2 separate regions of the Homo sapiens genome follow, and region 2 is linked to region 1. A link is a contact called in ENCODE Hi-C or POLR2A ChIA-PET data. All regions are on one chromosome and are shown on one strand. The core of a region is the stretch at or near the end of the contact, and the rest is flanking DNA. Distances in the headings are between cores, read along the strand shown.

Region 1 (3,891 bases), core at 442-2,941:
AGTTATCAGCCTGCAAAACAATGTTTCCTAGGCTTCCCACACATCTCAGTATTTTAACAACATCCCATCTGTTGATGTCAGTCTGAAGAAGCAGGTCTATATTCTCTAATTTTATTAAAATCCTTTCTGGCTAGTAACCTGATTTCTATTAGGCTGGCCTACTTATTTCCAGGCCCCAGGCCTGTGGACACATGCCAGTCTGCATGGCTGACAGAAATGGGGATGGTTAATCAAAAATCTGCTTAGCATGTGCTTAATAAGGAATGTTTTCTGTTGCTCTTGTTACTAATTGCTGAAGATGTCTGTGTTTGGATTAAAACTTTGTCCCCTGCCATCTGGATGCCATTGATATGTCTCAGCTCAGTCATGAGCCTGGTGATATCAGTGGTTTCCATGTCAATGGATGACAGCGTCATATGTTGAAACGTGTGATTGCAGTGCACAGTGAAGGAGCCAGCCCTGGGGAAGAGGAAGCTCTGGTTTCACACCTAAATATCTTCACTGATTTTCAGACATTGCTCTGAAATTATTTCTTTTTTGTGCCAATTACATTTACATGTACAATTGCAGTGCAAATGTTTTTGGCCATTTGGGAAAGGAGACAATGGGCTCGTTGGTACCTATAGTTCCAATCAGTGGGAAAGACATTTTCTCAAAGAAGTCTTTTAAAATCTCCAGCTGATAGGAAATCTGTTTACTCTCTGAACCCAAGCAATGTACCGTATACACGAAGTGGCAATCTCAGGCAAAGCTCGGAAGTCTGCATGTAAGGGCAGCAATGGTATATCGCTAGCTATTTTCCAAGGGGACCCCGGGACTCAAGGTCTCGCTCATGCAGCCTGTCTAAATATAGCATCAGCAACAGCAGTCAAGAGATAGTATTGAAATAATCAAGAAGGAAGAAAGAAAGAAGGAAGGAAGGAAGGAGAAAGAAAGAGAGAAAGAAAGAAAAAGAAAGAAAGAAAGGAAGAAAGAAAGAGAAAGAAAGAAAGAAAGACCCTCCAACTTCAAGCTCTGGTCTGCAGTGTCCAACACAAGATTAAGAACAGATGAATTTTAATCACCTTTTTTTTTCCTTTTTTTTTTTTTTTTTGAGATGGAGTTTCACTCTTGTTGCCAAGGCTGGAGTATGGCGTGATCTCAGCTCACAGCAACCTCTGCCTCCCAGGTTCAAGCGATTCTCTTGCCTCAGTCTCCAAAGTAGCTGGTACTACAGGCATGTGCCACCATACCTGGCTAAGTTTGTATTTTTTGTAGAGACGGGTTTCACCATGTTGTCCAGGCTGGTCTCGAACTCCTGACCTCAGGTGATCCACCCGCCTCGGCCTCCCAAAGTTCTGAGATTACAGGCGGGAGCCACCGTGCCCGGCCTTAATCATCTTTTCTAGGAGTTCCGTGATTTTGGTTAAGAAAATAGATCATTGCAAAATCGTTTCCTTATGAGGTAGACTACAGTAGCAACCACAAAAATGAACCTAAGAAAATGAACCTGATAGCAGCCTACTTTATTTATTCTTCCTTAGATCAAGAATGCTGCAGCCAATGTCCTTCGGGAAACATGGTTAATCTATAAACACACAAAGCTGCTAAAGAAGATTGACCATGCCAAAGTGAGGAAACACCAGAGGAAGTTCCTCCAAGCTATCCACCAGTGAGTATGCCAGAGCGGTTCAGCCATCAGATGACCAGACTGGGAGTGGCGGGACTCCTACAACTCTGTCAGTAGCACAGAAGAAATCCATTCTGTTCCACTCAACAAGTGGAGTGGTGAACTGGGTCTGATCACTCACTGACTGCACCAGCCACATGCCAGGAATTGGGCAGGCTGCTATGGAAGGTAAAAACTAGAGTAAGAACCTCTAAGAGCTTTCACATTCTACACACACACACACACACACACACACACACACACACCACACACCACACATCACACACACCATACACACCACACACACACACCACACACACACCACACACACACACCCCACACACACCACACACAAACACCACACACACACACCCCACACACACCTCACACAAACCACACACACACCATACACACCACACACAAACACCACACACACACCCCCCACACACCACACATCCCACACACCACACACAAACACCACACACACACACCCCACACACACCTCACACAAACCATACACACACCATACACACCACACACAAACACCACACACACACACCTCACACAAACCACACACACACCATACACACCACACACCACACACACCACATACCACACATCACACACACCATACACACCGCACACACCCCACACACACCATGCACACCACATACGACACACACACCACACACACACCACACACCACACATCACACACACCATACATACCACACACAAACACCACACACACAACCCACACACACCACATCACACACACCATACACACCACACACAAACACCACACACAAACACCACACACACACACACCCCGCACACACCACACATCACACACACCATACACACCACACACAAACACCACACACACACACACCCCGCACACACCACACATCACACACACCATGCATTGCAACTCAAATCAAAACAAACCGTGGCTGATGCTTTCTGTGATGGAGGAGTTTTTAAAAGTATAGTGGAAAAGCAAAGGATGAAAACATTCATTCTGATGGAGAGGTTTGGGGAATCCCTGAAAAGTTGAGAATAAGGCACTCAACATGGAAGGTGCAGCCCAGGCATAGAGGCAGGGAAATGATCTGGGAATAGCAAGAAACCAGTGACTGAAGGTGAGCATGCGTGGAGACAAGAGTTTGCTTTCTGGGGGGATGTGACAAGCCCCTGGAAAGTAAAAGCCTCAGTTGTTCCCCAGGTTCACGGTCCCCATGCTGGGTTCCAAAATCAGAGGCAGTGGTAGGGCTGGAGGATCTGCTGGTGGGGCTAAACCTTTGCATGGACTTGAAGGGCTTGCCTGTTACCATTCTTCCCCACAGGTTGAGGAGCGTCAAGATGGAACAGAGGAAGCTGAGTGACCAAGCCAACACTCTGGTGGACCTTTCCAAGGTGAGTGGCAGTGTCTGGAGACATCCCCTAGAACACGCAGACACTGAGTCTTCTCAGGCTCACCTGTGAGTCCTGGCTGGGTTCGCACTGGACAGCGCGGGACCAGGCAAGCAAAGAAAAATTTCTGCTTGGTTCAAAAATACCTAGGCTCAAGTTTGTTTCATTTGCAATCTACCGGTATGTCTTGTGGGCTTTTGAAACTTGGTGTTTGTTTCTTAAGTGAAATCGCTCAGGTGTGTCTCTGCGTGAAATTAATGAGCTGACTAAACCTTTTCCGTGTCATTTTATGAGCTGCACATTGAGGGACTCCTGAGGTTGGGCTTGAGTTTGCACGGCTGTGAAGCATGCTAGCAAGGACCAGACGGTAACGATGGCCATGGTAACTGCCCAGGTCACACCGGTTTGCTGTAATACTTGGAAGTTCATTTTTGTACATCCTCCAGTCCTTAACCAACTAGTTTTGCTGGCCTCAAATTGGCGGCAGTGGTGTGTGTGGGGGGGTGCATTTCTTTACTTCTCAAGAGGCAGATAGCCTACAAGGAACATGAAGATACCCAAAAAGAGAGCCCTCTTTTGAGAGCCCTAGGGTGTAAGGCTCGCCATCACTCTGCCACTCTGTTTCTGGCCCTGAGCTGCCATAAATACTGTAAGGAAACTCCTCTTGCAAATCACCCAGGTGAGGGAGCCGAAGGCCACACTGCTGGCAGAGCTGAGAGTCGGTGCCACTGAAGAAAGGGCCTCCCCCTCCTCAGCCCCCTCTCCTCATTGCCTCTTGATAGGAATTGTATATTAAGTGTACAGCCCAGGGCCAGGCTGGCAGAACATTCC
Region 2 (3,891 bases), core at 750-3,249, 330 kb before region 1:
TAAGTGTAAAGGGGTACAGAGCCCCCCTCCCCTGCTGTGAGAGCTGTCAGGTTGCAGGGCTGTCATTTGACCTTGAGGAGGACAGGGAGGGGCTGAATCACAGAAAGGGGAAAAGAACAGGCAGAAGGATGGCTGGCACAGTGGCACACACCTGTAATCCCAGCACTTTGGGTGGCCGAGGCAGGTGGATCACTTGAGGTCAGGAGTTCGAGACCAGCCTGACCAACATGGTGAAACTCTGTCTCTACTAAAAATAGAAAAATTAGCTGGCCGTGGTGGCTCACACCTGTAATCTCAGCTACTCAAGAGGCTGAGGCAGGAGAACTGCTTGAACCTGGGAGGTGGAGGTTGCAGTGAGCTGAGATTGTGCCAATGCACTCCTCCAGCCTGGGTGACAGAGCGAGACTCTTTGTCTCAAAAAAAAAAAAAAAAAAGAGGCAGAAGGACGAGGCACAGTTGGAAGAACTAGGGTGGGGTGGCTGTGCAGGCATTGGAGTTCTCCAGAGGGTGTCTCTTGGGCCTGGAATGTGTCTGGGGGATGGGCTTACTGCGGAAGGAGTACTGCAGGAAGGAGTGGTGGCGGATGGTGTCGAAGATGGAGTAGAGAGCCCAGTCCAAGCCACACAGCACCACCAGCAGCAGCAGAATGGGCAGTGTCTCCAGGAGCTCCCTCACCTGGCCAAGGAGCAGGAGGGGCAGAGCTGGGCAGTGCCATCTGCCTGGGCACGGAGCACTCTCTGGTGCCTTTTACCCTCCACCCTCACCTTCAGGCCTGTCTTTGCACCCAGGAGTCCGCTCCCCATGCTGTCCTCACCACATTGCTCATTTCTGAGGCCTGGATGGTGGGCTTGCAAGGGAAGATGACGGTTTTCTCCTCAGCTTTGCGGAGTGGCAGCAGAGTCCGTTTGCCCTGGAAAACAAATGTCCACACAGTTAGGAAGCCCAAGGGCCCTCTGCCCTTTCCTCTCTGCCTTCCTGGAGCATGAACCCACACAGGGCACACAGCAGCAAGGCATCCCCGGGCAGTGCCGTGCCCACTCACCAGCTTCTTCCTGCGGTCATCGATCTGGCAGAAGTAGGTACTGATGTAGATGTTGTCAAAACGAATGTCATGGTTATAGCTGTCCATGTAGGAGAAAGACCTGTGGGTGGATGGGCAGGGATGTCTCCATCTCTTCCAGGTTCTCCTCATCTATCCCCAAACATGGGCTTCCTTGAGGCACAGTCATTCAACCAACCAGCCAGCATTCATTGAGCACCATCTATGTCCTGGGCACTGCTAGGGGATGGTGATAACAGGGAGAAGACTCTGTCCCTGCCTTCCAATTGTGTAGAGGAAGACATCCCCCTACATGATGGGTGAGACATAGCAGAAGTGAGTAGGGGATGAGGTGGGGGCTCAGAGGAGGGCATGGTCAGCCTGTCTGGGAGGGAGTTGCATGTGTGCATCTGAGGTAGGGACAGGCATGCATCTTACAGGATGAATATCGAGCAGAGTTACAGAGAGGGGGAAACTCCTTGAGGTTTCAGGAATCACCTAATCCACTGTGACTCACAAATTCCTGCCTCTTGGCTTTGCCTGCAGCATATCTCCTGGAAGTGTGCTGGGGCAAAACTCATCCCAGACCACCATCTCCATCCTCCCCCAATACACCCTGGCTCTCCCTGGCTACCCTTGAGCACGGTGCACGTGTGCATGGGTGCATGCCTGCATATATAGCTATCCCCCATGTATTTCCCAAAGCCCTACATAATGCTTCAGTTTGCTAAGGAAAAAATGTTAATTACTGCAAATGTGTTTAAAACTGTAAAAGTACATTAAACAAACTCTGTAAAGTGTGAAACATTAGTTTCAATGCTATTGCTTCTGGGGCCCTGTAAAAATCCACATCTTTGCCTTTAAAACTACTGTAAGTGCAAAGACATACTGTGAGTGCCCTCTTGTGGAGAGGCTCACAGAGGTGGTGCCTGGGCTTCCTGAGCCAGGGCCTGCCCTCCCGCCAGCTGTCCTTTCAGTGCATGACCTCACCCAGCTTGAAAGCCTGGAAGTAGCTTTTGACTCTGTGCCTCCTTCCTTCCCTCCACAAGCTGGCTCTGAGCCTCGCTGCACCTTTCCCCTTCCCCCACCATCTCAAGCCATCTTCCTGCCATGCTCTACCCGGGCCAGGCTCCCTAACCTCCAACCCAGCCTGGCCTCCCGCCCTCCCTCCAGACTTCCTGAGGCCATCTTGCCACCACCGCCAGTTCCAGGTCTTCCTGCAGGGCTTTCCAGACTGTTCTGGTCATGCCCACTTCAGTTCTCCAGGCCAGCCTCTGCCCTCTGCATCCCATGGATACCAGGAGCCTTACGCAAGGGACACCCTTCTTTCCTTGACCACCGTTCCGCATCTGCGGCCATTTGGAGCCCAGTTATTGCCCTTCCAAGGGGCACCTTCCCAGCTCCCATACACGTCTCAAAAGCCAATCCATAGAATGGCCCTTGAACCATCTCTGTCTTGTGGGTGTCTCATGATCCCAACTAGATCATTAGCTTTTTTTTTTTTTTTTTTTTTTTGAGACAAGCTCTCACTCTGACACCAGGCTGGAATGCAGAATGCAGTGGCACAATCACAGCTCACTGCAGCTTCGACCTCCCAGTGATTCTCCTGCCTCAGCCTCCCAAGTAGCTGGGACTACAGGCATGTGCCCCACACCTGGCTGATTTTGTTCATTTTTTGTAGAGACGAGGTCTCACTGTGTTACCCAGGCTGGTCTCAAACACCTCAACTCAAGCCATCCTCCCACCTCGGCTTCCCAAAATGTTGGGATTACAGGAGTGAGCCGCCATGCCTGGCGATCATGAGCTTATTGGGGGCAGGAATAGAGCTCCTTCATCTTTGTCTTCCCATGGGGCCCTAGATACACACATACCCACTCACTTGCAGTCACTCTAGGCCCCCCACATAGGGGCAGACAGAGCAACAGCCCTGTGGCAGCCCTCACCCAAGCCCTGCCCATCTCAGGTGTTTGGGAGTGGAGATGGGAAATAGAGGGTCCAGAGACCAGCAGGGGAGCTAGAGCAGAGCAAGGCCCGGGGCAGCCCAGCTGGACACTGGGCTGGGTGGGGTTGAGGACTTTGTTCTAAATGGAGGGAAAGTCGCTGCCAACGCAGCAGGCAGGAGAAAATGAAAGCAAAATGGAAAGATAAAAATGGCACAAAGTCAGAGCCAAGGGGAATATGAAGGGCAAGAAAAAATCAAAAGTCAAAGCTAAACGTAAAAAAAAAAAATCAGTATTGGGATAAAGGCTGGAAGGAGGTGGATGAATGAAGACGGTTGGCCTTTTAAGGCAGTGGGAACATGGGTAATGTTCTTCTGACAAAATGTCCACTTTTCCTTTAACTTTGTGTAAACAAAGACAAAGGTAAATAATATTCAGATTCAGAGGTGAGGATAGGTGCTAGGGTTCCATCCTTACAGCCTCCCTCAGGGCAGGGCTCCAGTCCGGGGCAGAGGAGGGGCTGCTGGGGTGGGGACTATGGCTCACGCATGCAGGACCAGCAGGAAAGTGCAGGAGAGCAGCACGTGCAGCAGCCCCAGGGCCCACTCCAGCCGGGCCTCCTGGCGGTACACGTAGTCCCGCACCTCGGTGCTCACGCGCTCCCAGCTTGTGTTGAGCCCCAGCACCCCAGCCTGCTTCTCTTCCTGGTGGAGGGCACATGAGCAAACTCAGCCTGCGGCCACCTCGTCAGACCTGGGTCCCACCTCTTCATGACATCTGTTCCCCAGTACCCCACTTGTGTCCCTGGGGCCCTCCCAGGACCTCTAGGAGTTGTCACTTCCTTCTGCTCACCACCCTCCTGGACACAGTCTTGCTCCCCTGCACCTACATCAGCTGACATCATCTCATATC

What was found. Hi-C counts contacts between places; a loop is a spot of excess contacts on that map. ChIA-PET counts read pairs that join two places held with the same protein, here RNA polymerase II (POLR2A). Pooled maps may share reads with other maps.
Region 2: a loop to region 1 is called in a pooled map, with 2.6 times the contacts of the local background. The contact joins two enhancer-like sites. A Hi-C loop is called at or near these places in 1 of 50 pooled maps. POLR2A ChIA-PET finds 5 or more read pairs at or near these places in 3 of 52 experiments (IMR-90, PC-9 and activated T-cell).

The regions. Positions count from the first base shown.
Region 1 is chr1:154,712,636-154,716,526 of GRCh38, reverse strand. KCNN3 (potassium calcium-activated channel subfamily N member 3) reads left to right here. Exons shown (of 8, transcript NM_002249.6): 6 at 1,524-1,651; 7 at 2,994-3,063. Among named protein-coding and RNA genes, the nearest start is that of ADAR, 110 kb to the right of the region's middle. Within about 2 kb of position 1,691, at least 3 of the 41 ENCODE cell types and tissues checked have a DNase peak (open chromatin) inside an H3K27ac peak, as active enhancers do.
Region 2 is chr1:155,043,144-155,047,034 of GRCh38, reverse strand. It overlaps DCST1 (DC-STAMP domain containing 1), which reads right to left. Exons shown (of 17, transcript NM_152494.4): 10 at 3,526-3,683; 11 at 1,043-1,142; 12 at 815-910; 13 at 549-675. It overlaps DCST1-AS1 (DCST1 antisense RNA 1), which reads left to right. Exons shown (of 4, transcript NR_040773.1): 3 at 880-1,075; 4 at 1,182-1,844. Among named protein-coding and RNA genes, the nearest start is that of ADAM15, 6.2 kb to the left of the region's middle. Within about 2 kb of position 1,999, at least 13 of the 41 ENCODE cell types and tissues checked have a DNase peak (open chromatin) inside an H3K27ac peak, as active enhancers do.